3 separate regions of the Homo sapiens genome follow, and regions 1 and 2 are each linked to region 3. A link is a loop called in an ENCODE intact Hi-C map of the cell type or tissue named here. Cell type or tissue: PC-3. All regions are shown on one strand. Links, peaks and the distances in the headings refer to the core of each region. The heading gives the core; the rest is flanking DNA.

Region 1 (10,563 bases), core at 2,557-7,556, 330 kb after region 3:
AGTAAAGGCAGAATATTAAACAATGAGACTATAGTAATATTTTATGCATATCGAGTTAGTGATGATTGATTTCCATTCACCGTTTCCTGCTTACCAGAAACTTTTCTGGGACTCTTTGGCTATGCAGTGTTAAAATGATGCCTATATATTCAGTTTGTTCTGTAACAGATAATGCCGACTTGAAGAGGCACCCTGTCTGTGCCTGTTTCTCCACCCAAACATTTCATGCATTTTTGACTTGATGGTTTGGAGCTATTGATTCCAGGTATGCCTTCCAATTATTCTTCCCCCAGTCTGTTTTACACCATCTCAGCACCCTTGAAGAAACTGACCCATGCCTGCCTACTGACCATGGGGGACCAGAATTATCCTTCCTCCCTTCCATCTTTCTTTTCCCTGCTTCCTCAAACAAAGAGCACCCAGTGTTTGGAGGAAGAGTGAAGCCAGTTTTCACTGAAGGGCTTCTGTCTTGTTCTCAAAGCTTACCCAACCAAAGAGAGGAAATCAAGCATTGTGGGCCCACTCTAGTTCCTCTTTCCTTTACAATGCACAAAAGGTGAGACCTCACTGCCCAGGCCCTTTAGGGTGTTCCTTGAGGACATGCCCTTTCTTCTTCACCCACCCTTCTTTCTCTTCCCCTCCTTCCACCCTCTGCCTTTTTCCCCATGTCCCCCTTTGCCATTTTAATGCCTCTACTTTCCCCATTTTTTTCCAGGGAACATTTTCCTTCCTATAAAAATAATTTGACTCCAGGCCCTAAGATTCTTCTAGTGATTGGGCAGTTTTGGCTGTGTCAGGCATTCTCAGGATGCCTCTGGCTTTCCTCCCCACTGACTGCAGACTCCTGGGAGGAGAGGGAGAAGAGGGGTCTAGGCTTCTCAATGGGGAAAAGGTATGGGAACTTCTTCTCTTAACTGAGATTTCTTCTCCCAAATTCCTGAAATTAAACACACCTCACCTTAGGGATTTGTTTATCTTCAAAGACTCCCAGTTGGGTTCAATTTTTTATACTTCTAGTAACATAACATAGCTGTTTCTCATGAGAACCTATGGCCCTGACATTGTGCCATTACAAAGGTTTCTTTTAAAAGGTGAACATACAAGGTGCCATGCTTAGATTGCTTCTCCCTAAACAGTAGGTTTTTACAAATATTTTTTCTATATCCTCTATTTTTTTCTATAACTACAGAGGTACAGAAAGGTGGCAAGGGGGAAAAAAGCCTCAGTTTACCCTGCTATGCTTACAACCCTAACAAACCTAACTACTACATTCCCTATTAGAAGCTAAATCTTGGAACTGCTCAAAAGAAACATGGAAATGAAAGTGAATTCATATAGGCCAAGATATCTCATTAGGGAAGAAAAAAGGCTATTGATAATGTAATAATCTCTATTTTTTTTATTTTTATTTATTTTATTTTTTTTTTTTTTGGAGCTGGAGTTGTGTTCTTGTCATCCAGGCTGGAGTGCAATGGTGCAATCTTGGCTCACTGCAACCTCCGCCTCCTGGGTTCAAGCGATTCTCCTGCCTCAGCCTCCTGAGTAGCTGGGATTACAAGCACTGCCACCATGCCCAGCTAATTTTTGTATTTTTAGTAGAGACGGGGTTTCGCCACATTGGCCAGGCTAGTCTCAAACTCCTGATCTCAGGTGATCCACCCACCTTGGCCTCCCAAAGTGCTGGGATTACAGGTGTGAGCCACCGCTCCTGGCCTCTAATTTTATTTATCTAACAAAGGATACTTTACTGTATTAGGATACTTGGCTATTGAATATAATGCTGTCCTATTCCATATATATTTCCCAAATATCTATTTGTGTGTATGTGTGTGTGTGTGTGTGTGTGTGTGTGTGTCTGTGTGTATCTCCATATAAAATTGTTCTATATATATTTTCCTTCTACTCCTAGATGACAAAGTTCTTATGGGCAGGGACCAGATCTTACATTTCTTTTGTACCTCCATGGGCCACTTCCCTTCAAAAAAGTATTTTTTGAGAGCGGATTCTGCACCAGTGGATTGGAGAGGTGTCTCTGAGCTCTGTTATCCTGACCATAGCTGCTTGAACCAGGGGTCAGCACCCAACCCCCAAACAGCCATCTATAGGTTGGCCAGCATCAAAGAAAAGTTGGCTTCATGAGACAGCTTTGCCCCCACCTGGGTGGTGATAGATCAAAAGATCAGCTTGTTTCTTAAAGAGAGTTTAAACAATAGATACAGGATCTTGTCATTAAGTGTTTTCTGATATAAAAATACTCCCTTGGGTAATTGGTGGCAGCAGGGGAGAGAGAAATTGACTCACAAAAACAGACATGTCTGAGGGAATAGCCACTGATGTTGCTGAGTTACTGACCTTTCTGCCCAATGACCAAAACTAACACTGTTTGCTAAAGGATGTTCCAGTGGCCACAAGGCTTAGCAGGGCAGCTGCTGGGACAGTTTTGCCAATTCCTGTCTTTCTCATGTGTCATTATATTGAACATCCTTTATTGGAGTTGATTGGGATGTTTCTGTTTCTTGTATTCCGAAGGAACTAACTGACAGGGTGCCCAGTGCTAGGAGATATAGAAGAGCTTGTGGTCTCTATTCAAAGAGACGGATTTGTGAGTGGAAATGTCATTAAGTGGAATGTTTTAATTTTCTGTGGCTGCTGTAGTAAATTACCACAAACTTGGTGACTAAACCAGTGCAAATTTATTCTCTTACAGTTTTGGAGGTCAGAAATCTCAGAGCAGTTTCACTGGGCTAAAGTCAAAGTGTTAGCAGGGCTGATTTACTCTGGAGGTTCTAGAGGAGAATCCATTTCCTTGCCTTTTCTAGCTTCTGAAGTTTGCCTGCCTTCCTTGGCCTGTGACCTTTTCCCTGCATCACTCCAACCTTCTGTTTCCATCATCACATCTTCTACTTCCGTGTGACATGGGCTTCTCCTGTGTTCCTCTTATAAGGACCACTATGATGACATTGGGCCCACTAGGATAATCCAGAAGAATCTTCCCAGGTCAATCAATATCCTTAACTTGGTTGCATCTACACAGCCCCCTTTGCCACATCAGGTAACATTGACAGGTTCTGGGGATAAGAACATGGACATCTTGGTGGATATTATTCAGCTTATTTCAGGGAGCACATCCTGTGAATGATATAAACAGAGGTCTGTGGAGTCTCCACGAGGGGCAACTGGACCAGGGGAGAGAAGGTCAAACACATAAAAAGGTTCTCAATGAAGCCTCTCTTAATCATAAAAAAGTTTTCCTCTCCCCCTACTCTCTAATCTGTCTATCATCTTAGGATTCCAAGAGAGATATGAGTGTAAAGATCTGCCAAATACATCACTCAGTGTTCCCCATCCCATCCTGATCAAAGTTAATGAACTTGCCCCTTTCTCAAAATAGAACTTGGGAAATTGTCCCACTAGTCCACTTCCCCCAAACAAGGGAGTGCAATGATGTAGAACTGGAGTCATAGATGGGAGTAAGATTGCTTTGCTCAGAGATGACAGGAGTTGAGATGGGCAGAGACACAAGGTGGTGTTTCTTCGACAAACTCCCAGGTGTGCGGGTTCCTGACTGTGAGTGAAGGACTGTGATTTGAATAAGGGCTGGGGTGTGTATCTGAAGAAAATGGTGAGGCATTTATCACTTAGATTTGGGGGAGGAGATTAAAATACAATAACTAGATAGTCATTAAAAATTATTCCAGACACCCAAAAATTGATATGGGGGAGTTCTATTAGGAAAACAGGCTTCATTTACTGGAAAATGGGGAGGTTAATTAAGAAGTAAGAGTGTTTATAAGTAGGATGTTCAGAGGAAGTGCTGATGTTGTCCTTGTCATTAAATGTTTTCTGATATAAAAATACTCCCTTGGTACTTACGAAGAAGGCTGATTTTCATTATTAGACATTCACTTATTCATTGTAAAATAAAAGCGTGTGTGTATGTGTGTGTGCATGCATATGTATTTCCAATCAAAAGTCAGGAGCGCGGACTATATTATATAGAACCCAGAGATTCAAAGGCCTGATTATGAATGGATAGTTACACGGATAGATTAATGATGGATGGATGGAAGAAGTGTGGTTCATCTGTCATGACTGGTGCCTCTAGCTCTAAGATGTCTGACTTTGAATCCAGAGGAAGAAGTGGGATCACTGGGGTTAGGGGAGTATCCTTTAAAAGTTTTGCAAAAAACATTTGCAGTCACTTTTGGTTTATCTCTGCCGGTTGGATTTAGTTTTCCTGAAGCCCCTTGGGGCAGGGCCATCTATGACTTATGCTCCGGGCAATGGAATGTGGCTTTTTCTTCCCTTTCACCCAGGAGCTCTCAAGCTGCCTCTTTGCTTCCTTCTCTACCTATCTGCATGGATTTTAAGCTTATCTGGATACTCATTGTGAATACTCATGAGGGCTAATTTCACTGCATTGCTCCACAAAAGAGTTCCTGGATTCCATATTCTGGAATAATTTAGCAGACTTCAGGATGAATCAAAAGAAGCCAGTCACAGAAAAATGTCCATCAACCTTTTAGTTTAATCATCCCTTATGCCTTAAGGGTATGTTGTAACACAGCTGGCCTAGACAGCCTCTCTCCTGCTCCCCTGGCTCTACGGGTTTTCCTCTGGCCCAGCCCACCTGTCCAGGCTCACCTCTTGCCCCATTCCCACTTTGCAGCCTACATTGAAGCCAAATCAAACTATTCACAGCTGCCCTGGCGCTCTGGACTATGTCAAGTACCCTTGACTTTGCTCATGTAGCTGGAGGGTTCTTTCCTCTTCCTCCACATCTCCCCATGTTCCCTTCTCTTTCCCCATCAATCTTTAAAGACTCACAAATCCAAAATATTCTACTCTAAAAAAGCTTTCATTGACAGTTTTCCTCCACCTCCACCCATTACCAAGTACTTTCTCCTATACATACTTCTATTACAGCAATGATAATACTGCAAATACATTCACAAGAAGGAAAAAAAAATCTCAAGCCAATTAGCAAGTGACTAGAGTCTGAGGGAAGTCCACAGTGGAGATGAGTAAGAGGCCTTGTAATGCAGAAGAGCCAAACAGGGATTAAGGGATAATGCTGTAAAAAAGCAAAATAAATAACCAGGGCAGGCTCTGTTGAATCTTACAGAGATGGCCTTCTAGGTTAAACATTTTTTGAAGTACAGACATGCAATGCTTAACAAGGAGGATATGTTCTGAGAAATGCATTGTTAGATGATTTAATCATTGTGTAAACACCATAGAGGGTACTTGCATGTACTGAATGTACTGAATACTGTAGGCAGTTGTAATGCAATGATAAGCATTCATATATCTAAACATGGAAAAGTACAGTAAAAATACAGTATTTTTTACTGGGACAACCTTCCAATATGCAGTCTTTTGTTGACCAAAATGGTGTTATGTGGCTAATGAATGCCCACTTAACTGGAAAATACAAATATTCCAGGACTGAAAAAACTATGTCTCTGAGAACCTCTTTCCCTCCTCTACCATATATAGGTCCTCAGGGATGCACTCAGAGCTTTGGCTAAGGAAAGGGGTGCTTACCAGGGTGGCCACATGCATCCTGGACATCAAAGGGATGACATTGGTCACAGCCAGTTGCCTCGTTCCCAAAGATTCCAGAAGGACATTGGCATTGTGGCAAAAGAGCAGCAATGCCAGTGTTCCCACTGGGCATGTCAAGTTGATTTAGAATTAGGCTGAGGAAAGGGGACACTTCGGCCTAGTCCAGGAGACCATGGGGTGTTATTTCCTAGCTTGTTCTTAATTTCTCAGCTGAAGGTAGTGTAATAGACACTGATTATTTGTGGCCACCTAATATCTCTGAACTCCCTCCTCTTTTTCTTTTGTGTAACAGCTTTATTGAGATGTAATTCACATACCACACAATTCACCCATATAAAGTGTACAATGCAATGGCTTTTAGTATATTCACAAAATTTTGCAACCATTACATCAATCAATATTTTCATTATCCCAAAAGGAAATCTTTTTTTTTTATTACACTTTAAGTTTTAGGGTACATGGGCACAATGTGCAGGTTTGTTACATATGTATACATGTGCCATGCTGGTGTGCTGCACCCATTAACTCGTCATTTAACATTAGGTGTATCTCCTAATGCTATCCTTCCTCCTTCCCCTGACCCCACAACAGGCCCCGGATTGTGATGTTCCCCTTCCTGTGTCCATGTATTCTCATTGTTCAATTCCCACCTATGAGTGAGAACATGCGGTGTTTGGTTTTTTGTCCTTGCAATAGTTTGCTGAGAATCATGGTTTCCAGTTTCATCCATGTCCCTACAAAGGACATGAACTCATCAGTTTTTATGGCTGCATAGTATTCCATGGTGTATATGTGCCACATTTTCTTAATCCAGTCTATCGTTGTTGGACATTTGGGTTGGTTCCAAGTCTTTGCTATTGTGAATAGTGCCGCAATAAACATACGTGTGCATGTGTCTTTATAGCAGCATGATTTATAATCCTTTGGGTATATACCCAGTAATGGGATGGCTGGGCGAAATGGTATTTCTAGTTCTAGATCCCTGAGGAATCAACCACACTGACTTCCACAATGGTTGAACTAGTTTACAGTCCCACCAACAATGTAAAAGTGTTCTTATTTCTCCACATCCTCTCCAGCACCTGTTGTTTCCTGACTTTTTAATGATCGCCATTCTAACTGGTGTGAGATGGTGTCTCATTGTGGTTTTGATTTGCATTTCTCTGATGGCCAGTGATGATGAGCATTTTTTCATGTGTCTTTTGGTTGCATAAATGTCTTCTTTTGAGAAGTATCTGTTCATGTCCTTTGCCCACTTTTTGATGGGGTTGTTTGTTTTTTCTTGTAAATTTGTTTGAGTTCATTGTAGATTCTCGGTGTTAGCCCTTTGTCAGATGAGTAGGTGGCGAAAATTTTCTCCGATTTGGTAGGTTGCCTGTTCACCCTGATGGTGGTTTCTTTTGCTGTGCAGAAGGTCTTTAGTTTAATTAGATCCCGTTTGTCAATTTTGGCTTTTGTTGCCATTGCTTTTGGTGTTTTAGACACGAAGTCCTTGCCCATGCCTATGTCCTGAATGGTATTGCCTAGGTTTTCTTCTAGGGTTATTATGGTTTTAGGTCTAACATGTAAGTCTTTAATCCATCTTGAATTAATTTTTGTATAAGGTGTAAGGAAGGGATCCAGTTTCAGCTTTCTACATATGGCTAGCCAGTTTTCCCAGCACCATTTATTAAATAGGGAATCTTTTCCCCATTGCTTGTTTTTCTCAGGTTTGTCAAAGATCAGATGGTTGTAGATATGCGGCATCATTTCTGAGGGCTCTGTTCTGTTCCATTGATCTATATCTCTGGTTTGGTACCAGTACCATGCTGTTTTGGTTACTGTAGCCTTGTAGTATAATTTGAAGTCAGGCAGCGTGGTGCCTCCAGCTTTGTTCTTTTGGCTTAGGATTGACTTGGTGACACAGGCTCTTTTTTGCTTCCATACGAACTTTAAAGTAGTTTCTTCCAATTCTGTGAAGAAAGTCATTGGTAGCTTGATGGGGATGGCATTGAATCTATAAATTACCTTGGGCAGTATGGCCATTTTCACGATATTGATTCTTCCTACCCATGAGCATGGAATGTTCTTCCATTTGTTTGTGTCCTCTTTTATTTCATTGAGCAGTGGTTTGTAGTTCTCCTCGAAGAGGTCCTTCACATCCCTTGTAAGTTGGATTCCCGGGTATTTTATTCTCTTTGAAGCAATTGTGAATGGGAGTTCCCTCATGATTTGGCTCTCTGTTTGTCTGTTATTGGTGTATAAGAATGCTTGTGATTTTTGTACATTGATTTTGTATCCTGAGATTTTGCTGAAGTTGCTTATCAGCTTAAGGAGATTTTGTGCTGAGACGATGGGGTTTTCTAAATATACAATCATGTCATCTGCAAACAGGGACAATTTGACTTCCTCTTTTCCTAATTGAATACCCTTTATTTCCTTCTCCTGCCTAATTTCCCTGGCCAGAACTTCCAACACTATGTTGAATAGGAGCGGTGAGAGAGGGCATCCCTGTCTTGTGCCAGTTTTCAAAGGGAATGCTTCCAGTTTTTGCCCCCAAAAGGAAATCTTGGACCCATTAACCATCATCTCCCAAACCTCCCACCACTGTCCAGCCCTAGGCAACTGATGTGGTTTGGCTGTGTCCCCACCCAAATCTCATCTTGACTTCCAACATGCTGTGGGAGGGACCCGGTGGGAGGTGACTGAATCATGGGGGCAGGTGTTTCCCATGCTGTTCTCATGATAGTGAATAAGTCTCATGAGAACTGATGGTTTTAAAAATGGGAGTTTCTCTGCACAAGCTCTCTCTTTTTGCCTGCTGTCATCCACATAAGATGTGACTTGCTCCTCCTTGCCTTCCATCATGATTGTGAGGCCTCCCCAGCTACGTGGAACTGAGTCCAATTAAACTTCTTTCTTTTGTAAATGGCCCAGTCTCAGGTATGTCTTTGTCAGCAGCGTGAAAATGGACTAATACGACAACCATCTGTTCATTAATCTTCTGTCTCTATATGTTTTCCTATTATAGACTGTTAAAGGCTGAATTGTGTCCCCCTGATATTCATATGTTGTGGTTCTATTTGTATTTGAAGACAGGGTCTTGAAAGAGGTAATTAAGTAATAATGAGGTCACCAAAGTGGGCTCTAATCCAATACAATTGGTTCCTTAAAAGAAGAGATTATGGCACAGGCACAGAGAGAAGACCATGTGAAGACACAGGGAGAAGATGGGATCCCCAAGCCACGAAGAGCAGCTTCAGAATGAAACCAACCCTGCTGGTGTCTTGATCTCAGATTTCTAGCCTCCAGAACTGTGAGAAAATCCGTGTCTGTTGTTTAAGCCATCAAGTCTATGGTACTTTGTTGTGGCAGCCCTAGAAAAAGAATACATTTCAAAGAAATGAAATCATACAATATCTGATCCATTGTGATGGGCTTCTTTTACCTACCATAATGTTTTCCAGGTTCACCTATATTGTAGCATACATCAGTACTTCATTCCTTTTATGACCAAATAATCTTCCGTTGTATAGATATACACATTTTGTTGATCCATTAGTTAGCTGAGGGACATTTGGATTGTTTACATTTTTTAGCTATTTTGCAGAATGTTGCTATGAATATTGATGTAAAAGATTTTGTGTGGACTTACATTTTCAATTCTCTTGACTATATATCTAGGAGTGCAATTGCTGGGTAACTCTATGCTTCACCTTTTGCAGAACTGCCAGATTGTTGTCCAAAGTGGCTGCACCATATTACATTTCCAGCAATTCATGAGAGTTCCACTTTTTCCACATCTTCACCAACACTTGCTGTTATCTGTCTTTTTTATTATAGCCATCCTAGTGGATTCATAATGGTATCTCAGTGCAGTTTTGATTTGCATTTCCCTAATGGCTAATGATGTTAAGCATCTTTCATGTGTTATTGACCATTTGTATATCTTTTTTGGAGAAATGTATATTCTGATCTTTTGCTTATTTTTAATTCAGTTATTTTTCTTTTCGTTATTGAGTTGTAAGATTCCTTTATAGGCAAGAAATGCAAGTCTCTTATCATATATATGATTTTCAAAGCTTTTCTCCATTCTGTGAGTTGTCTTTTCATTTTCTTGATGGTATTCTTTGAAGCATAAATGGTTTTAATTTTAATGATATCTTCTCTACCTTTTAGTAATATCCCATATGATAAGTTGCACCTTCCCAAGGTAGAAGCTAGAAATCTTCCACACCGAAACTCTTTTGTAGCTAGGGTAACCTAGATTCCACCAATCAGATCTACCCATGATAGTCTTAGATTTTGGAAATTAGCAACCCAAGGAATTGGCTGCATGGAGAGAAATTGATATGATGATGGAGGCCTCTAGATCTTCAAGATCAGAATAGGGAGAAGCTGCTGGTATCCATCCTGGTTTCCTCATTGATACAAAGCAATAGTGGCAAAGGAAAATTTGCTCAAGAAGCTCCTGTTGTGTGTCCACGATTGTTCCTGAATGGCTCAGAGCCTACTGTCTGCCCCTCCTTGATTTTCTGTGATCTACCTAATATTCTTGAATAAACCCCCTTCCTGATTAAACTAATCAGAATGGATTCTTTTGTTGGCAACTCAGAACCTTGACCATTAAATACCCAGTCTTATCAGAATAAGGGAATTCTAGGATTTCAGGAACTATAGACCTTGCTACTTCAGCAAAAGTAAACTGCTTTATGTCTTTTAAAAAGTGACCTAACCCTTATATGTTATCAAGTAGGCCCTGTTTTCCTACAACTGTACTTTTAAAAACTTTTCACAAGATACTTAAGAAAAATATAATCCTTAATATAAATTCAAAATAACCTGTCAAAGACTTTCAAACAGCGTAGTTTTCCTTGATGGTAGGTGATATGGGTTGGCTGTGTCCCCACCCAAATCTCATCTTGAATTCCCAGGTGTTGTGGGAGGGACCCGGTGGGAGGCAATTGAATCACAGAGGGCAGGTCTTTCCTGTGCTATTCTCCTGATAGTGAATAA
Region 2 (10,563 bases), core at 2,077-7,076, 200 kb after region 3:
AAACTCGTGCGCCCACCTCTCCCGATCCCAACAGGCCGACCTAGCTGTGCGAGTGGCGGGCGGTGACCCGCAGGGAAGCGAGGCCACCTGAGTGCGCCGCCCCGGCCAGGCCGCAGCTCCCCAGGTCCCTCTCAGCCCGGGCTCCGGTGGGCGCGGAGGGGGAGGGTCGCGTTCTGTCAGTTTCTAGCTCGCTCCCCTCAGAGCTGCAGCCAAAACCCGGAGAGTGGAATAAGCGCCCTGAAGATGCCGGAGCTCCCGGCTGAGCAACTGGACACGCGACGAACAGCAGACGCTACAGGTTCTCCTACCCAGAGGGAGGCGTTTCTTCTCCCTCAGGGTCTTTCAAAAGGATTTGCCTAAAGCTGGGGCAAGCCGGTGGCGGCTGCCCCAGACGCGCGACGAGGCGCAAGTGGCGCAGCTGCCGGCCCGAGAGAGTAAAATTCAGGCCGCGGTGGCACCTGCGCCCGCCGGTCACCCGGCCACCGCCAGCGCCGCCGCCCGGCGCGCCCCTCCCCTCCGCCGGGGCCGGAGCGTGAACCGGGTTAATGAATGCTAATTTTCTTAATCGGCCTCCGTCTCTTCCTCCTCCGCGAGTCGTCGGCCTGGGGAAGGAGTAGGCGACAGGAAAGGGCGGTGTTTTCCGGCTGGGAGGTCCCAGCCCGCATGGTCAGCCAGGGGAGGGGGCTGGGACCCCTGGGAGTCGGACGCTGGGGGCCTGGCCTCTGCCCTGAGACTCTCGGGTTGGATGGAAATCCTGGCACAACGCGGAGAACCTCCCGGATACCTTGGCTTTGCCGAGAGATATCAGCTTCAGGTCATCACCGCGGTGCCCTGGGTCTGTCTGAAACCTTAGAGGGTGCGCCTTAAGCCGATGTTGTAAACCCAGGCTGACTTTAAGGTGAAGTGAAAAGGAAACGCACACAATCTGGAAAGCAAAATACTTGGGTGGGGTGTTAAAAGCCTCAAAGAAAAATAGTAGTTGGCAGGTCAAATGGCCATGAGGTTGGAAGTCAAATACGAAACTCGGCTGAAGTGATGTTAGAAGTTTGACAAGCAAAAACAGTCCGTGAAGATAAGAGACCCAGCATTGTTTCCCTTCTTCAAAAGACAACTCGTCCAAAGTTTCCTTTGGCAGATACCTGGATTCTACTCCAGATTCCTGAGCATTTTACTTGGGTTTCATATTTCAAAATATATGTTCCATTTGGCACTAATGTATATATTTTATATATTAATTTATTGAAAAATATTAAATGTTCCTGGCCTACTTAGAAAAAGGTATTTTTATAAATATTTATGCATAGTTTTCATTACATAGGGTATTTTATAAGTCCAAATAATATGTGTATATATATAAAATACCACATGCAAAATTCCTTTTGAACACATAAAGACATTCCCGACACACATGTCTTGTATGTAATTTTTTTCACGTGATCTATTGTTAGCTGCTGTTAAAAGCACTTTATTTCTACATGGCCAAATAAATAACTTCTTTTACAGTTTTTGCAAATATAGAGTGGCAGTTTGTCTGAAACGGCATTTTTATTCTAAAACCTATTTTTACTTTTCTACATTATCCCTTGCCTTTTAGAGGCTTTCTCTCCCTCTGCCGTTTTTAAATGAGACTTCACTGCTGGACTCTAAACAGTTATCCAGGACCTGCTCATTCAAGGGCCTGGTGGTTTGATTTATCTTGGCTCCTTTGGCCTCGCCTCCCCACCCCTCCCCTGCCCTCCCCTCCCCACCCCTCCGCTTCCCTCCCCTCCCCTTCCCTTCCTTTCCTTTTTTTTTTTTTTCCCCCAGGGTCTCAAACTCCTGGCCTCAAGTGATCCTTCTGCCTCAGCCTCCGAAAGTGCTGGGATTACAGGCATGAGCCACCATGCCCTGTGCCTCACGTTATTTCTTTGTACTGAACATCTTCAGTGAGTAACTGATCCCTCATATAGTGAATTATTCTTCCAAATGAGTGCATTTCCTGTGCTAACTATGATAGCTTGTAGAGTTGATGGATTTAGGTTTCAACATGTTATGGGAGTCTACTACCGGAAGAGAGGAAAAAGCTTTGCTTCAGGAAGATTTTAGGAGTTTTGAGATTCTGCTGTGAATTTTGGAAAGGTTTAGCCTTAAAAACATTTGGTGGTAACCTTAGAAGCCTGGTATCTGTAGACCACCTGTCAGGCCCAACAGTGGGCTGTTTTTCTATTAGTCCCTACTTGGGAGAAAAGCCAAGTAGTATTGTCAGTGCCCTTGCTGTCCAGAAACCTGTGATCTACCTAAGTGCAGAGAGCACCTTGCCAGTGTACACAAGCAAATGCTGACCACATTCTAGTCTCTTGCTACCAAGTATGGTCCCAGGACCAGCAGCACCAAGCCTCACTCCAGGGCTACCAAGTTGGAATCTTCAGTCTAATGAAATGTGGATAGTTTGCGTGCAGATTTAATGTTTGAGAAGCACCGTCCATGAGTGCTTGGTGGTTCTCCACCTTTCAAAGCTACAAACTCATTTGAAAATCTCATGGGATTTATGAGCACCCTTGGAAAAGCATATTGATTGATACACAAAATTTTTCATATGCAGTTTCAGAGTTCCTGTAAATAATCTATTGATGCCAGGGAAGTCCTAGGTTAAGACCCCCTAGTCACAAAGAAGATTGACTCAGTGTCAGCTGGAGGAGTTAAGAGAAGATTCTCACAGGGGGCAGAGCTTAAATTAAACCTGGGGAATTTGATAGGAAGAGGAGTAAAGAAGAGCATTTCAAGCTGTTGAAATGCAAAGGTCCTGAGAGGGAAAAAGAGAATGTCCTTTTTTGTATGTGTTCATGTGAAACTTAATGAGGAGATTGTTGTTTGACAGCAGGCTTTCCTTGCAATTCCTTATCATCACTTGAACGTCCAGAAAATGAAGCCAGACTGTGGACTCAGTAGTCATTCCACTTTGGGTGTGCAAGAACCCTATGACATGGGGGTTTCACATAAGATCTCATTTCCTACTACTTTGCTCACCTCTCACTCTGCCCCAGCCACATTGGCCTTCAGGCTGTTCCAGGCACTCCCGACAACAGAGCCTGGCCCACTCTTGTCTGTGTGGGGATTCTTCCCCAAATCAGCAAAAGGCTCATTAAGATCTTTATTCAAATGAGACTTCAAGGGAGAGGCTTTCTTTCTAAAATAGCAGCCCCTCCCACACTCCCTTTCCCTAAATAAAACAGGAAGAACAATTGCTTCACTACTTGCGTTATATTTATTTACAAATTCATTTATGGCCTGTTTCCTTAAATGTATGAACTTTATTTGCTGCTGTATCTCCTGTGCCTAGAATAGGGCCTGGCATATAGTAGGTACTCAATAAATGTTTATTGAATAAATGATCTTTTAACTACAACCAGTAATGAGTGTAAAAGCCATGTTTACAACTCTATAGCTACGAAATCATAATATATGAAACATTCTTGGAATATACCACATGTTTGCTGAGACTGAATTTTCAACCACTTCTCTTTAGTCTAATGAAACAAGAAACACTAAACACATGGAACATTTTAAGTTTGAAAATTCAAACATTTTAAAGTAAGACTTACAAAAAATGTCTGTATAGTCCATGTATAATGCACAACTATTTTTCTTCTGGCAAAGCTGAGACACATTCATGTGTACTCAGCTGGGGTTTTCTTCCAAAATGCCACATCCAGGCTGAATTCATGTGTGTATGGTCTGGATTATCCCCCTAAGTTAGATTTAAGGAAAATGTAGGAGAAGCTGGAAGGTTAGAACATTTTGAATGAGAATTTCCTTAAAGCTTGAGTATTCTCCTCCTTACTACCCAATTAAAATTTCACCAGTCCTGGAAATATGTCAACCTCTGCTAATGAACTTGATTGACTAATTGCCAAGGCTAAGGAATTTTCTAACCAGTGATTTCCTTGTAAATAAAGAAATTTAGGTCACATCTTGGTTGGGAGATTTCAGCTTTGCCTAATCAAATGCAGCAGGAAATGGTATACTATGAGATATACTATGAGAGGCTATGTTTGCATGAGGACTACAGGCCTAGGGTACAGTTCTAAGCAGGTTACACGGTCACTCACCATAACCACCAAATACGTTTTTGGCATTTGTATTAGCTCTTGAACTTGGGCCAGCACCAATTTAATTTGTGCATAAGACCTTCAAATATAGATGCATACTTGATCCTGTTAGTGTAAACCAGTGACTAATAAAGAGCATTACTGTATATTTATATAGCCTTCTATACTTCTAAAAACACTTTTTCATTTCATCTTCATTTTAGGTCGTTCTGTTCTTGCTGGGTAGGTAAGGCATTTATGGTTGATTTACACATTTCTTCTTTCCAGAAGGGATTTGAGGCAAAGTAGAAGGCTTTTGTATAGAATGAGTCATTCCTTTTTTTTCCAGCTTTACTGAGGTATAATTGATTGAGTCATGCCTATTGTACTCTTTGTTATGTGTTCTTTCCCCACATACCTGTATGTCTCCCTCCTTAGCTTTCTTCCCATGTCTGCTTAAATCTGAACTCCCAGAGGCCTGCCTTCCAAGACATCCTAGATAAAGTATCACCCATGGCCTTCCTTATCCCAGTACCCCCTTTATTCTTCTACATAGCACTTAACACCTGACATGTTGATTGTATATTTATTTGTTTATTGCCTCCCTGCTCCCCATACCACTAGAATATAAACTCCATGAGGGGCAGAAATATTGCCTATTTTATTCATGGCTGTATCCCAACCCCGTGATCAGTGCTTGGCACATAGTAGAGATTTAATAAATATTTGTTGAATGAATAAATGAATGAAGCCCCAGTGCTTAGGGCAGGCGCCTGTCATGTGATAAATATTTGTTGAATTAAACAAAGCTTTAATGAATGAGCTAGAGAAAGGTCTGTGATTCATTCAAGGTTATGCAGACAGTGATAACTTGCTTTATCTAGATGCGAATCCCCGCTAATTCTTTCTCCAAGCCTTCTTCATTTGTATACCTCGTAGCAAATCCAGCCTGTTGTAATGTCAGAATGTCTTTGTTCATCCTTTTTGGTACCTGACAAAAATTGAACATTATAGAGCTTTGATAGTGATTACAGGATGAGCAAGAAAAAATGACTATTTCAGTTAATGCTCTGGGTTAGTGAGACACAATAAAAAAGAGAGAGGTCGGTTGGCCGCGGTGGCTCATACCTGTAATCCCAGCACTTTCGGAGGTGGAGGCAGGTAGATCACAAGGCCAAGATGGTGCAACCCTGTCCCTACCAAAAATACAAAAAAATTAGCCAGGTGCAGTGGCAGTCACCTGTAATCACAGCTACTCGGGAGGCTGAGGCAGAGAATTGCTTGAACCCAGGAGGCAGAGGTTGCAGTGAGCCAAGATCGTGCCACTGCACTCCAGCCTGGGCGACAGAGCGAGCCTCCATCTCAAAAAAAAAAAAAAAAAAAGAGAGAGAGGTCTGCAATGATACCGCCCCCAACTTCTGCTTCCCTGCATGCATTCATGCACATGGATAGAAGAACACATACTCCTACACCATCCCCCAAAACACACACCTACACCTAGCAGTGTGCACCAAGGACAGATCATCTTCTGAGGGTTAATTACAGATCACTTCATTTGGACTCCCATAAAGGGAACCAGGAAATGTGCAGTAGAGGACACCCAGGATTGTTCTTGCATTTACTTCACAAACAGCAACCCATAGGGATATATGTAAACCGCATCAGACAATTGTCTCTTCCTCCTTTTAGGGCCCCAAGGTGGCTTGCACTTAGGGACAGCATCCTTCCCTGTGGCTCATGTTTCTGATGTGCTGGGCTCTTCAACCTGGTACTGTGGATGCTCTGAAGGCCCCTTCTTGGCCATGCCTGATTTTCAGAAATGTTCACCTGGTCGTCAACACTGCAGAAACAATGGTCGTGGTGTCTTCCTCAACAAAGATAACAGATAGATGCGGGGCCTTGAGAGTACTTGGAACTCCCTGGCTACTGACTGAACAGGTTGGAGCCAGAGGGGAGGGGAGCCATTTTACACATTTAAGGCGTGTTTATTGGGTGTCTACTTTGTGCCAAGGAATTGGGCCAACAGTGCTGGCACTCTCCTTGGGCTGACCTATATTCCTCTTATTTTTCAAACCAGTGGACTCGATGTGGAAACTATGTTGTCGAAACCCTCCATCTGAACATTCCAGAGACATCTAGATGCCCCTGACTGTAATCAGATCACTTGTCTGAGCATCAGGACATGCACACATGCAAGAGTCAACACTTGGTAATCCCGTGCTTTGCACTTTTGTCTGGAAATGCTATTATACTGACACAAGTGAGCACTGAATGCTGAGCTGCTTCTTCCAAGGTAGTCATCTCCTCTGTGGCACTATATTAAAATCTTTGTGCCTAAGAGTGGTCTAGGACTTCCTTTTTGGTTTGTAAAGTCTTATCTTTAAATTGTTTCTAATTATGGACTTGCCTAGAAAACAAAGGTAAGAATTTGCACGTTCATGCCATTATATTATAGCCCTTAGAACCCGCTGCACAGCTCTGTTTGCTAGTGAATATGACCTAACACTCTTATTGTCATTCAACTTATATTTATTGAACACCAGAGTGTAAGGCATTGTGACAGGTACTCTAAAAGGTACAAAGATGAATATGCTTCCTACACCTAAGTAGGTTAAACTTGTACAGATGATAAAACGAGCACCCAAGTCACTATAATACCAGATAATATATAATAAATAATAAATGTTATCAATTCCATGTTTTCCAAATGCCAAATAGGGATGCATATTCTGATACGTTATCTGACAATGGGACAATATGTATTGCAATTGGGATTATCTGGGATGTGTGGCCCACTAATACTGATATTTCACTATACACTGGTGGTTTTGAAGTTTTCTCCCTTTTGAATGGAATTGTAAGCAAGACCTCAATGCTTATTACAGGTGAACGTGCAGCTGCTCTGGTTGAGCTATAATGAGTGAGAAGTCCTTCTCTCTTCGTCCCCCACCCCCATTCTCTCGCCAAGGGGTTCTTGAAACTCCTTCTTGATTCTCACTGGCTCTCTTATGGGCTGAATATTTGTATCTCCCTAAAGTTCCTATGTTGAAATCCTAACCCCTGAAGTGATGGTATTAGGAGGAGAGGCCTTCAGCAGGTGATTAGGTTGGAGCACTCATGAACAGGATTGGTGCCCTTATAAAAGAGACCTTAGAGAGTTCCCTTGCTGTTTCTGCCAGGTGAGGACATAGCAAGAAGGGTTACCTAGGAACCAGGAAGCAGACCCTCATCTGACACCAATCTTGGCCTTGATCCTGGACTTCCCAGCCTCTAGAACTGTGAGATAAATATTTGTTCTTTAAGCCACCCAGTTTATGGTGTTTCTGTTGAACTAGCTTAAACAAACTAAGACTCCAAGAAACAGCTGAAACCACAGAGAGATGATCAGTAAATAGAATACTTCTGGTTAGAGTAACCAGGATGGCCTGATTAACATGGGCTGATTACTGGGCTTTCCATTGTATAGGGCTGGGGCATGTGGTCTGAGTGCACCTGTTTGTGGTACAGATCTTTAAGACTCAGGTAAATGGCCTCCATAGAGGATGTCAGTGAGGATCCAGGACTTGACTGGTGAGTTTCACGGCCTGTGTGGTTTTCAGATAAAGTGGTGAAGGATCCGAGGCTCATTTCCAGCCTCCTGTGCCTTCCTCTTCCTGAGTCCTCCTCTTTCTTCTCTCCACTATAGATGGCTTCCCGCCATCTGTTTCTCAGCCCAAAGCCCTGGCTCCTCTGGATATTTGTCTTTTGCCAGCAGCAGTACTCATAGTGGAGCCTAACATTTCTTCCTTTAGCAATGGATCCCAGAAGTACACACCCTGGGCAATGCAATGTTGGATGAATAGTGCCATCCCCAAGGAGGCAACGCTTGGTTTGCTTCCAAAGAGGGCTGGCTTGGGAGGCATGAACTCCACAGCCATACACCAATAAACTAGAACCCTAGTCCTTTAGTGTAGCATTCTGGCTAATCAAAGTTTTATACCATCTTGGAGCAGAGTTAACAAGCTTCACACATTGCTTGGGAGGGAGGCTGCGTACTTTGAGGTTCATGCTGTCCTGAAATCTCCAAATGTTGGGATTATGATGGAGGCATGATGAAGTCTTAGACACCATTCTCTTTTTTAATTGATTTATTATTCCTTGTCAATGACCTAGCTCACTATAAAGGAAAGCAGGGCTTACCGAAACCCCAAAGATGGAAGCCATACCCATATTTTTAAAAATATGAGGGCTGTGCAGAAAATTCAATTAAAAATTGTATTTTTGAGGGGTTTCCTTTTAAGTAAACTATATATGTTTTTAGAGCAGTTTTAGAGTCATGGCAAAATTAAGCGGAAAGAACAGAGAGTTTCCATAATCTTCCCACTCGCACATAGGCACACCCTCCCCGCTATAAAGTCCTACAACAGGGTGGTGCCTTTGTTACAACTGATGAATCTACATTAACACATCATTATCCCCCAAAGTCCATCACTTCCATTAGGTTTCATTCGTTATGTTGTGCATTCTATGCATTTTGTCAAATGTAAAATCATATGTATCCACCATTGTAGCGTCAGAACAATTCTATTGCCCCGAAAATCCTCTGTGCTCCATTTATTCATTCCTCCCTTCCTTCCCCAATTCCACCCCAGTGACCCTGGCAATCACTCATGTTTTTTACTGTCTCCATAGTTTTGACTTATCCAGTATGTCATATAGTTGGAATCATACAGTATGTAGCCTTTTCAGATTGGTTTCTTTTACTTAACAATATGCACTTAAGGTTCCTCCATATCTTTTCATGGTTTGATAACTCATTTCTTTTTAGCATTGAATAATATCCATCCATCGTATGGAGGTACCACAGTTTTTTATTTGTTCAAGTATTGAATATTTGTTAAATTCTTACTCCGAATGAGGTATTAAACTATATGCCATTGGGAGACATAATAATATAAGACACTATTTATAAAACAAGGCATTGTTCTGTCATACAAGGAACTTATACACCTCTAGGCCTTTGTTAAGTGGTGGAGTGGAGAAATGGGGTCTCAAGGAAGGAGAAATTCCAGCTGGCTGAGTTTCATGCTTCCTGAAGGGAAGTGCATCTGAGGAGGGATGTGGATGGGTAGGATTCCAACACTGCATGGGCTGTGTCTCCCCCAGCAAATTCATATGTTGAAGTCCTAACTACCAGTACCTTAAAATGACTGTATTTGGAGATACGGCCTTTAAAGAGATTCAAGGTTAAATGAGGTCAGATAGGTGGACCGTGATCCAATGTGACTGGTGTCCTTACAAGAAGAGGAGATTTGGACACACACACACAGACTCCAGGGGTATGTGTGAGGCGCACAGCGAGAAGATGGTTGTCTACAAGCAAGGAGAGAAGACCCAGGAGAAGCCAGTGCTGCTGGCATTTTGATCTTGGACTTCCAGCCTCCAGAACTATGAGGAAAGAAATTGCTGCTGTTTAAGCAACCCAGCGAAATAGCTAGTGGTATTTCATTTTTTCTTTCTTTTTCCTAATTGTAGACTCATAGCAAATAGTGATATTTTGTTAGGGCAGCCCTAGCAAATGAATAAAATTGTGAAGACAAGGAGGAGAATGATGCAACAGTGAGAAGGGCATGAAGAATGTTCAGAGGCTGGAACACATGCCTGTGTTCAAGATGGAGCCTGGGTTGGCTGGTAGTTTGGGACTATTTCACCAGGCTGTTGTTGGCCTTGGGGAGGGCAGCAGAGGTGAGTCCATGAGGGTGCTGGGATGGAATGACCTCTAGGATTGCCCTTGTGAGTTCGGTCAGCCTTGGAAGTGGTGGCTTGGTAACAGGAGATGTTTGTATTTTGCATGTTTTCAAGTCAATGAAAGTCAGTCTTTAAAATGCCTTGGCTCGCTTCTGTTTTATTCCTGGTGTCAGTATACAATGGTTTTAGTACGGTAAGTTTGCAACACTAAAGGACATATTTTGTCAGAGAAACCAGCTAAAAATATTTCAAGATGTTTCTCAGCGCCAAGTGAGCTCCTTGCCATCCTTGGCTTTCCTTCTCCTGTATTTCTGAACCTCAAAGCAAAATGGTTATTTAAAATAGAGGTGCAGATGTATCTGATCAATTAAAAGAATGTCAGTGCTTAATGAGATCTTAGAGGTCGTCTAGTCCTGCCTTCTCATTTTACAGCAGAGGAAACAGAGACTAAAGAAAATTAGTGATTTTCTCAAGATCATCTGATCATTAGTTAGCAGTAGAGGCTCCTAGTGTAGACAGGTTGTTTTGCTAAATAATTTTGTTTCTATATAAAAAAGGAGGTTCATCCTTGCAAGGGTTAGGATGGGAAAGTGCTCTGAGTTATGTCTGCGGGAGTCTCATGGAATCCAAATGAAAAGTACATGCTCTGGTGTCAGGCACCCGGATTCAGACCCCTGCTGTCCATCAGCTAGCCCTGTGATCTTGGGTCATTACTTAAGCTCACTAAACCTGAGTTCTTATTTGTAAGAATGGTGGTAGTATGGGCAGG
Region 3 (10,563 bases), core at 3,265-8,264:
TGGAATCTTCTTTTACAGATATTTGGATTTTATTTTGGCAGACAGTTTAGCTACTTTTAGACCAACTTGATTCTTTTGAGGTTTGTTTTTAGCACAGGTCTGCAGTAGCCTCAGTCTAGCCCTAATACTTCTGGGGTCTTTTCTGAATGCCCTGCTTGTTCTGAGATTTCTACACCACAATTGGTAAGAACTTGGATGACTCCCAGGCTTGTATGAGTTATGGGAATTGTTCAGCTTACAGCTCCTTGTTAGTTCTTTCACTCATAGTTTCTTTTTTTTTGCCTAGTTTCGTGGTGTCTTACCACATATATGCAGAACAGGGTATGTTGCTGAAGACTCAAGGGACCACCTATGCAGCTTTCTGAAGCTCTTTCTTTGTGTGATTTTCTTCCCTTTGGAACTCTGCCTTGCAAATTCCAGCTGCCCAAGCCTCTTCTAACTCCAATATTGTATCTTTAACTCCATGAGATTTATGTGGTCTCCACTTTTCTTTTCATTCATTAATTAATTTATTCTTGAGACAGAGTCTTGCTCTGTCACCCAGGCTGGAGTGCAGTGGTACAATTTTGGCTCACCATAACCTCCGCCTCCTGGGTTCAAGCAATTCTCCTGCCTCAGCCTCCCAAGTAGCTGGAGCTACAGGTGCGTGCCACCATGCCCAGCTAATTTTTATATTTTTAGTAGAGACAGGGTTTCACCATATTAGCTAGGCTAGTCTTGAACTCCTGACTTCGGATGACCCACCTGCCTCTGCCTCCCAAAGTGCTGGGATTACAGGCATGAGCTGTCATGCCTGGCTGGGTGCTTTTATATGCTCTAGTCTCCAGGTAGAAAGCTGGGACAGTTTTAGGGCTTACCTTGTTTGTTTCCTTTCTTTTGGGGATCAATTTCTGTGCAGTCTGCAGCTTATGTTTGAAAAGAGTTGTTTCATAAATGCTTTCCTTTTGAAAAAATAGTTTATAGTGGGCAAGTAAGTCTAGTACCAGTTACTGTATCATATACTGTGACTAGAAGTTATAAAATCACATTTTAAGTCAAAGTGGAACAATCTTTTCTCATTACTCTTTGTAGGCATATATAATTTTATCTGATAACTGGTTAACTGAAAAAAAAAATCCCTTTAGTACAATACTGAGAAATTAAGAATTTCCAATAAGAGAACTAGACTCTTAGAGTTGAGTTAATTTGATGTGTCTTTTGCCCATCGGACAGGGCTACAAAATGATTTGGGAGAGAACTTGGCTGTAGTCTCTCTTAACAAATATCAAAGTATCCTTCATTTTGTCACTCACTCTACTTTTGTCTACAGAAAGTGAATTCAAAAAAGCTGGAGAGGAGACGCATCAGGTCAGAAGGGATTTGCTGCTCTGAACTGCCAGTTACACTGCACAAAAGTATGTCACATACCTTTTTGCAGAGCCACTAGTGCGGCATACAAAGAAAGGGTTCTTATTGCTATCTTGGCTGCCGTTGTGGTTTTATGTTCCCATGGTTTGGAAGCCATGACTTAGAAAGAGCCATGGTACCTGGCTGACAAACCAGCTGACATAAATGTGCTAACCATTTTCTGGCAGGTGGCCTGGTCTGCTAGCTGGCTTCTGAGAAATGATACACATGGAGGCCTCACAGACAGATCACCACTATCTCCAGCCTCTGAAAGTTCTGGAATCTGAATCTGGAATGAGTTTACTGCCCTCTATTTTCACTGGAAATAGACCAAAGAAACTGCCAAATGCTCTTTCCGTGTCAAACATCCAACATACAATGCGACTGTGGTTGTTAAGGCATTGGGTTCTTCAAATGGGTGGGCCTAGGAAGAGTTAAATCAGTCTGTCTGTTTATCTGTCTATCCATCCATGCATCCATCCATCATCTATCTATCATGTATCTACCTATCTAAATATACATGCTATAGCTGTATATATTATATTTCTAGTTTACATGTTGTTTTAATACATAGATGAAACTAATGCAGGCTAGTTTCTCAATCCCTCATCTGCAATAAAAGAATAATATTAATTTGTACTGCATAGGATAGGAAGATACAATGAATTCATAGGTGTAAATAACTTAATACCTAGTACATAGTGCCTTAGCTCAATACATCTTTACTACTGTTATTATTGTTTTACATTATAGATGGAAGGTAGTGCTTCTTGGTTACTCCAAGACTTATTCTATAGAGTATGCTTGAGCTTGGCTCCTCTATGGCCCTGTTTCAGCTTTTTGGTGTTGTTAATTTATATTCTCTTTTTAACATATACTTTAGGAAACACATTCCCTGCCCTGCCCTGCCCTGCCCTCCCCTCCCTCCCCTCCCCTTCTCTTCCTGTCATCCACTTTCCTTCCCTTCTTTCTTTCTTCTTTCAATGGATGGAGTCTTTCTAATAAGAATAGTCCTATTAGACAGACTATAAATAATGATATTCATAGATTTATTTGGTTATGACCTTGGCTTTGAATCTACTTCAGTGTTGGGCTTTATCTGCCAAAACTAAGAAGAGAACTGAGATAAGAAAATTCAAGTTAAATTGTGGTAATTCACAGATGTTGTGTGAAGAAGCAGACTTCTCATTTTTCAGGCATGGTTCTCCTGTCTGAGACTTGGATTTGGGTGTGACAGACAAGAATGTAATTTTAAAGTATTAAGATAGCAGTACAATTCGCAGTTGCAAAAATGTGGAACCAACCCAAATGCCCATCAATCAACAAGTGGATAGAGAAACTGTGATATATATATATATGATGGACTACTGCTCTGCCATAAAAAAGGAATGAATTAATAACATTTGCAGCAACCTGGATGAGATTGGAGACTATTATTCTAAGTGAAGTAACTAAGGAATGGAAAACCAAACATCGTATGTTCTCACTTAAGTGGGAGCTAAGCTATGAGGATGCAAAGGCATAAGAATGACACAACAATGGACTTTGGGGACTCAGGGGGAAAGTGTGGGAAGGCGGGGTGTGGGATAAAAGACTACAAATAGGGTTCAGTGTATACTGCTTGGGTGATGAGTGCACCAAAATCTCACAAATCACCACTAAAGAACTTACTCATGTAACCAAACACCACCTGTTCCCCAATAACCTATGGAAATTAAAAATTAAGAAAAAAAATAAAGTACTAAGAGTGTAGTTATAGAATGTTAAAAGGTATCGTAGATGCCACCAGGCCTGTTTTAAACAGAAAGACACTGAGAAACATACCACAATCTGTGCTGATAGTTTGCCTATTGACTCTCAGCCCCAAGACCACAATTGTATACTCTGCTCTGTGGTGCTAGGTTTAGAGCTCCGCCAATCACATATTCCAGACTGTTTTTGCCAGATGACTTCCTACTGGGTTCTGCTAATTTCTGTCATTGGAAGAAGACTGGAAGGTAGGAGCTTCCTTCCTATTTCTCGTTGGTCTTGTCAGTGAAAGTTTACTCTTCTCTTTGTCTTCTTTTAGCATTGCCAGAACTAGCTTCATCTTACCCGCTCAGGGATATTGTTGGGAGCCAGGTGTTCATTCTTTCTCAGGTATCTGAGCCCCAGCTCAATGGGGCGGGTCCTCTGAGATTCTGAGATTCTATCAGCAGCTGGGAAGTACAGTACTATCTCCTCAGAGGGCTAAGCCCTAGGTTAGCGGATATCCCTCTTTTGAGCTCTAGGTTTTGATAATCCCAACCACTTCTCTTTTATTTACCTAGTCCTAAGGGTTGTAGATTCTTATCTCTGGGTTATTTTAATGCCTTCCTTTTGTTCTTTCATTTTTCTAACTCCTGTGAAAACAATTTCCTATACAGTAGTCCTCCCTTATCCATGGTTTCGCTTTCTGTGGTTTCAGTTATCCATGGTCAGCTGTGGTCTGAAAATATTAAATGGAAATTCCAGAAATAAACAACTCACACATTTTAAAGTGTGCACCATTCTCAGTAGTGTGATGAAATGTGTGCTATCCCTCTGGGTCCCACTCTGGACTGCCTGGGACGGGAATCATCCCTTTGTCCGGCATATCCACACTGGAGATGCTACCTTCCTGTTAGTCACTTAGCAGCTTTAGATTGAAAAAACATAGTATACATACGGTTCAGTCCTATTTGCTGTTTCACGTCTCCACTGGGGGTCTTGGAACACACGCCCATGGATAAGGGGAGATTACTGTATTAAATCTTTTTAATTTAAATATTTGGTATTATTCTTTCTTCCCTTCCCTTCCTTTCCCTTCCCTTCCTTTCCCTTCCCTTCCTTTCCCTTCCTTTCCCTTCCCTTCCCTTCCCTTCCCTTCTCTTTCCTTCCCTTCTCTTTCCTTCCCTTCCTCTCTTCTCTCTTCCTCTTTCCTTCCCTTCTTTCTTTCTTCTTTCAATGGATAGAATTTTTCTAATAAGAATAGTCCTATTGGACAGATGATACATGATGATATTTGCGGATTGATTTGGTTATGACCTTGGCTTTGAATGCAACCCTGGGCTCCTTTCCAAAGGAAAAGTGGGATACTCTTAGTCCATGGTATGCAGTGGCATAATAATTAAATTATCAACTATGGTCACTTAGGATAAAGTTTCTGTTAAATTTCCTGATAAAGTAAGTTTCTTGGGGCACCAAATGACTACTGCATCTGACTCTTATGTAGAGTTAATGGCTACAAGGACTGTGGCATGAGATGGCTTTTATTTTTGGCTGTACTGGAGGAATAGTAAAAAGAAAATAACAAGTTTGGGGTTTTAAATTCTCAGCTTAAGTGTCAGTCAGAAAGCCAGAGAACTTCTATGGTTACCCTATAAAAGACCATTATATTTCCTGTAGCTGTGGAACAAATATCACTGAAAGCCAAACTCCAAATCTGTGTGGATTGCAGAATTATAATCTAAACTGAAATCACAGACTCACCAAATTGTTATGTGTAAGTTAGAGAACTGATTGGGAAGAAGTGGGACCTTGATATTTGAAATGAGGGCATTCTGAATGGACTCAGAAAAATCCAAAAATTTAGAACTTTGCAAGCATCCCTAAACTTTCCTTGTTAGTAGAACAAGCTCCTTCTTCCATATCTGAGGTTAATCTCTTCCTTGGTTGAAAACTCTTAATTTCATCTTATGCTGTTGTCTTGTGAGAGTGTTTTATTCTCCTACCTCCATCAAGACCCATTCTTCATTGCCTCAAGGCTTGTATGTCAAGTCAGATATCCTCAGGTACAGGAAAGAAATAGTATAGACTCCCAGAGAATTGCATGGTTTACTTAACAGCAAACATCTGAGTAGTATGGAGTATTGTGAGAATAAATTGTAAGTGCATTAGACCAAGGAGAATAGAATATAATATGAGGTCAGCCTGAATTTATTGATATGGGTGCACTTACCAGAGATTCTGGATTTAATGTGTCAGCATAACTAGCTGGAGGTTGTCCTGACAGTGTGGTTAGTTGACTGAAACTTGGGCTAAATGATGGCCTACATTCCGAGGCTGAGATGTCACAACTTCTGTGGCATAATGTAGAGTATGAGTCAACAAATTATGGTCCATGGGTCAAGTCTGTGAGCTAGGAACAGTTTTCATAATTTAAAGAAGAAAGAGGAGAGAAGGAGGAGGAGGAAGAGAAGGAGAAAGGAGACAGAAAGCCTATATGGTCCACAAAGCCTAAAATATATAGTCTTTGGACATTTACAGAAAAAGTTTGAGGACCTTTGGTATAGAGAAAGAAATCCAAAGGTTTGGGGGTGGGTATAAATAATGGAATAGATTTATCCTGTGCAAACTCTCCTTTTCTCTATGTCTTCCAAGTGTGTTTACAGCCATGGCTCAGGCTCATGTGTGCTCAGGCCGAGCATCACTGGGGAGAAGGTGTCTCTTCTCCTGCCTCACTGTTTGCACTGAAGGGAGAATAATGACATTCAGAGAGTCCTCCTTGTCTTATCTCTGTTCCCCTCTGGTACCCCTTGGGAGATGGGGGACATGGAATGTTAAAAAACAAAACAAAACAATGAGGCTTTGAGTAAGAACAGATTATCTGTTGGTTTTTTTCTTTCTTTAATTAAGGTGGTTTCCTGAGAAGCTAAGGGAAGAGAAGACTTAGACATTACTAGAACCCATTCCTCAAGACACTGTATTCAGACAGAGGTAAAGTACCTGTGCATAACTCCACATACCTCCTTAATCGATACTGTGGCTGATAAGGTGATTGCTGATTAGGTGTTTAGCTTTCATAGTGACCACAAATTCTTTTTTGGGGAGAAATTCTTTTCTTTTTCCAGCTTACCTTTTCCAACTCACATGCTTTTAAAAGCAATGTTTGCAGTTTCTGCCACTCCAATGTCAACGAGAATTTATTTTAAAATGTGTATGAACTGGCAGCTTCTCAGAAAAAAAAAACATTGTTTTGGGAATGAAGTCATCTGTTTGGAGAGCAAAGCCTCAAGTATCATGCAAGGGGCGGGAACCCAGTGCCCTCTGCCTGCTCAACCCTTTGGCACACACAGCCATTGTCAAAACCTGTTTCCAGAGCAACTGAATTCTCTGTTGAAATTACTTGGCAGTTGACAAGCTCCTCTCCCTAAGGGTCTGGAGTAACTCCTTTCAAGGGTCTTATTTTAATGTAGCTTGTCCCTGATGGAGACCAAGATCATTGCCAGCTGAAGAATTTACCAGTACTCTCAAGTTGGCTCACCTGATACATTTTTATAGTAGAGATCAAGGTGTGTGTTTGGGATTTGGACTCTAATTGATGTCTTCATCGTCTTAGAAACACGTATGTCCTAAAGTCAAAACAATAGCTGGCTTTTTGGGTTATCTGCAGGATAATATTGTATCTGGGTACACAATGTTGGCAGTCTTTGAGAGGTATTGCTCCCATGCATTCTTCCAAACTGTGTATGGAGTAAATAGCCATTCAGTATTACAGACTCTGTTTTCTGACCATGGCACAGCGGGGTCTGGGGAAAGGAGAAGACTGGGCCTTCCTTTGACTTTGTAAGTCTTTGCTTTAAAAAAATCATTTAAAAAAACGCAATCAAAGCTTAATTTAAAAACGGATGTCCAGGATGAATTGCTAGGTCAAAACTAACAAAAGTGGAATTTAATATAAGTGTAAAAATCCTGTGATTAAGTTAAAAAATCAGCTTCCTAAATAACTACCAGGTGGGGAAGCTCTTGATTTTACAGTCACAGTGAATCTTTTTCTATTAAGGGAGGCCAACTTGCATGACTTCTTCAACCAGCCCCCCCGGAAAAACCTCTCCTGGGCCATGTGCAAACAAAGAATAATTTAAATCTCATTAGAGAAAAAAAAGATTAAACAGAACTCTTCATTGTTGAATGGTATCCATTAATTAAGGGCAAAAGAGTAAAAGCATTTTAACTATACAGCTGAACTAACAGAATTTGATATTTAGGCTATTAAACCTAAAATCCAGGTCAATCATTGAAAATAAAATTGGACACATATAGAAAGTAAAAACATAACTGAGAAAATACAAATGGATACACAGAGAAAAGGAGAAGGCATTGGGGTCCCATGCACAATCTTCCTGAGCTAAGTATGTCGGGGAAACTTAGGTCTCTTGATTAAATCCAGGTTGGTTTTGGCATTTCTGGGGGACCAAAGAGGGAAATGGGTTCCATTAAGTTACTTGATGGTGGCTGCAGCCAATCAAAAGTAAGGCCCATTAGAAAGGCCCTGCATAGCTCATGTAGGACAGGCCTTTCACATGCCATGGTGCATTACACTTTCAAGGCACCTTCACTTTCATAATCTCTTTTGCTCCTCCTGTCTTACAGATGTGATCATTGAAGGACTGAGAGCAGAAATATCTTTAAATTCCCAGAGCCAGTTAGCAGCAGGGCTAGGTCTGGTCCCCTTGGCCCCTGCTTTTTTGTATTGATTACCTCTCTTAGAAGATTGCATCTTACAAAAGGTCATTACCTTATCTAGGAAATGTTAACCTTAATTCCTACCTTGAATTAAAATTGGTTGGGGAGTTGGGGTGGGGAGTGAGGATTAGACTTAAGCACCTGCCTCCCAAGCTCTCTTCCCTGGGATAGTCTGAGCCACTTCTTGTCTTCTGGGTCCCAGTTTCTTATGTCCTTTCAGTGGGGTCTACAGATGGACTGGGAGTTGGCAAAATCAGCTGGTGCTTTGGGATTGATGATGCTTGGTTGCCTCTTCTTGAGCCAGTAGAGCCTGGGATACCTTTTATATGATGCAATGGGATTCACAGAAGCTACACTCAGTGCAAATGCCTTTGTCTTTTCAGAGAGCAGAAATTCTGGTGGGTACTCAGTTGGAGATTATCTCTGCTGTTTTATCTCCTTCCTGTTCTTTCCTCTTACATTGTCCCCCTTTTCCCATCAATGTTCACATTTCTGGCTTATCTAGAATATTATGTCTTTGCATATGTGGAACATTGGCTCAATAATGAGCACCCGTGCTTTTCAGATGGGTTTGGGGATTGTCAGCCACATAACCTCATCGCTGGTCTTATATAGATTCCCATGATATCATCTCTGGGTCCTGTGGGGGTAAATCTCAACTTATCAAACCAGTCTTGCTGGGTCATAGGCTCATTTACTTCATTACTCACTTCAACGCCCTTCTTTTGCTCTCATCTCTCCCCACTTTGGCCATATGTCATTCCATATCTCTGTGTTTCAGAAACTTAATTGCAAACTGAAATTGCATGGATTGGGTTTACTCAGTTTTATTATTACAATACTAAAAAATATTTATTAAGTGCTTAATTGTGCATGGTGATATATAAAAGGGGCTGACTTGATGATGTGCAAATAATAATAATCTCTTATATTTTATTACAGCTAATGCTATTATGTCCATTATCTCCTTTAGTGCACCAATTCCAGCTATTTGTGCCTTATACATTTGTCTAAGGAGGTGTGGGATACTCTTGGCACACTCGGAATACTGCTTGCCAGTAAGTCCGATCCCTAAGTCTTACGGCCAAAGGGGCTGTGCAAAGGACCTTGGGATCAATTTTAAGGCTTTTAACATTTCTCTGCCTCTGATTATTAGTTCAAACATGCATCATAGGGAATCAGATTGGAGGGAAGGGGCAATAGACATCCCCCCACAGTTTAGGACCATGAGAAGTTGAATTGGAGGCAGGGGAAAAAGTGTGGCCTTATTAAAGGTGTTGTTTAATATTCCAAGTTTGGGATCAGTGTCAAGTAGCCTCCAGTTAGACTCTTGCTGAACTCAAAAAGGGTTTCACTCACTAAAACTCTTTAGTGAGGTATTAATAAGTATGACACCACAAAAGGGATCCATGTCCAGAGAATTTAGAAAATGAGCCTTTCTCAACACACATTAGCATATTGATGGCTTGGAGAAATCCTTCAGCAAAGGAAACATTTTAAACCTGCCTTAACTCAGAGTTTCCTAAAAGTATTGGATCATGGAACCATTTGGAGGAGGAGCACCTGTGAACATCTGTGTATCCCAAGTTCTGGGAAGTGCTGAATTTGACTAAGTTTTGTAAGGGAGGAGATGTAATAACGAAAGAAACACACAGCCTTAGGGGTGGTTAAGGAGGAAATGAAGCAGTCAGGAGAAGGCAGAGGGACCCAACTGCAGGTGGTGGCTGAGGCCCTGCCCAGTGTTTTTGCCATGGGGAGGCATCTACTGTTCTGAGGTCTCCAGCCCTCGCTGTCTCACTGTGCATTGCCTTTTGGGAAGCATGGATTATTCTTTCTCCTGTCAAAACACACCTTCCATTTAGAAAGAAAGTCAGAAGTTTCTCGGATTGGGTCCTGGTAGATTCTGAATCTAGGATGAATGGCTTCAAACTTGAACTCCTGATTTTTTAGCTGCGCGTGTGACCAGAAAGCAAGGTGTTTGCTAGAACTTACATTGCTGACCCTTCACCTACTTTTAGAAACCCTTTTCACTTTTGCATGTTTTTCCCTGGAGGTTCGCTATCAGGCTGCTGCAAACTCATCAGATGACAGGTACCCAGAGCTGCTATTTCTGGAAGCTCTTGGCCATGTAAAAATACCAAAAATATTTTTTCCTTGTTAAAGTATAAGAACTAGTCTTAGTGAGATTTAAATCATATGTTGATTTTGCTTGGAAAACCCCCAATCTTTGGTCTGTGTTTTAGGATGGACTTTGAGGTTCAATTCCAGGGCTTTAGAATATGTTCTTTAGCAAATAACTTGATGTATTTGAATGGTGCTTCTAAATTTCTGAAACAGCACTAAAGGATGTTATTTTTTGGTGTGGCTGGGAATAAAAATACCCTGTTAAACTTTTGAACCATACATCCCTCTGCCTCAATAGTTGGGCAGATGTGGAGAGAAACTACTGCTTTTTTTTTTTTTTAACATTTGGAAGGCGGTATGTACCAAGTAAAGTTCCCTCCCAACATAGTTTTGCTTTATTTGAAGAAGTTTATTAGACAAGATTAGTCTTCAGGCAATAATAGAGATTCTTCAGGAACCAAATATTTACATTTTGAACTAGCTGTAGAAATGTTTAGTGATTCTTGTGAATTTAGCTTAGACACTGCTACCTATTGTATTGAATTCATGCTTTCCTCTTGGGAACGAAGTTTGAGGTAATCTATGAAA

Evidence for each region. Hi-C counts contacts between places; a loop is a spot of excess contacts. Peaks named below come from ENCODE experiments on the same cell type or tissue, not always from the same donor. Only the 100,000 strongest peaks of a DNase experiment are listed, where the experiment ranks them.
Region 1: it touches region 3 in a loop (4-fold over the local background); 1 of 110 quality-filtered maps calls a loop at or near these places.
Region 2: a loop joins it to region 3, with 2.4 times the contacts of the local background. A loop is called at or near these places in 1 of 110 quality-filtered maps.

What each region holds. Positions count from the first base shown.
Region 1 is chr2:37,798,001-37,808,563 of GRCh38, forward strand. No RefSeq gene overlaps it. Among named protein-coding and RNA genes, the nearest start is that of PIRAT1, 73 kb to the right of the region's middle. In PC-3, for the core only: no CTCF peak of the experiment used is centred there; DNase peaks (open chromatin) are centred at 4,561 and 5,101; H3K4me3 peaks cover 1,578 bases; H3K27ac peaks cover 3,084 bases.
Region 2 is chr2:37,672,045-37,682,607 of GRCh38, forward strand. LOC107985870 (a long non-coding RNA gene) reads right to left here. Exons shown (of 3, transcript XR_001739410.2): 2 at 5,196-5,263; 3 at 4,730-5,058. It also overlaps a transcript of CDC42EP3 not described here. Among named protein-coding and RNA genes, the nearest start is that of CDC42EP3, 5.7 kb to the left of the region's middle. RefSeq lists silencers at 47-106, 117-186, 407-576. In PC-3, for the core only: no CTCF peak of the experiment used is centred there; a DNase peak (open chromatin) is centred at 4,417; H3K27ac peaks cover 840 bases.
Region 3 is chr2:37,466,767-37,477,329 of GRCh38, forward strand. It overlaps LOC124905991 (a long non-coding RNA gene), which reads left to right and starts at 822. Exons shown (of 3, transcript XR_007086288.1): 1 at 822-1,394; 2 at 3,288-3,383; 3 at 6,022-10,563. In PC-3, for the core only: no CTCF peak of the experiment used is centred there; DNase peaks (open chromatin) are centred at 5,445 and 6,425; H3K4me3 peaks cover 672 bases; H3K27ac peaks cover 2,275 bases.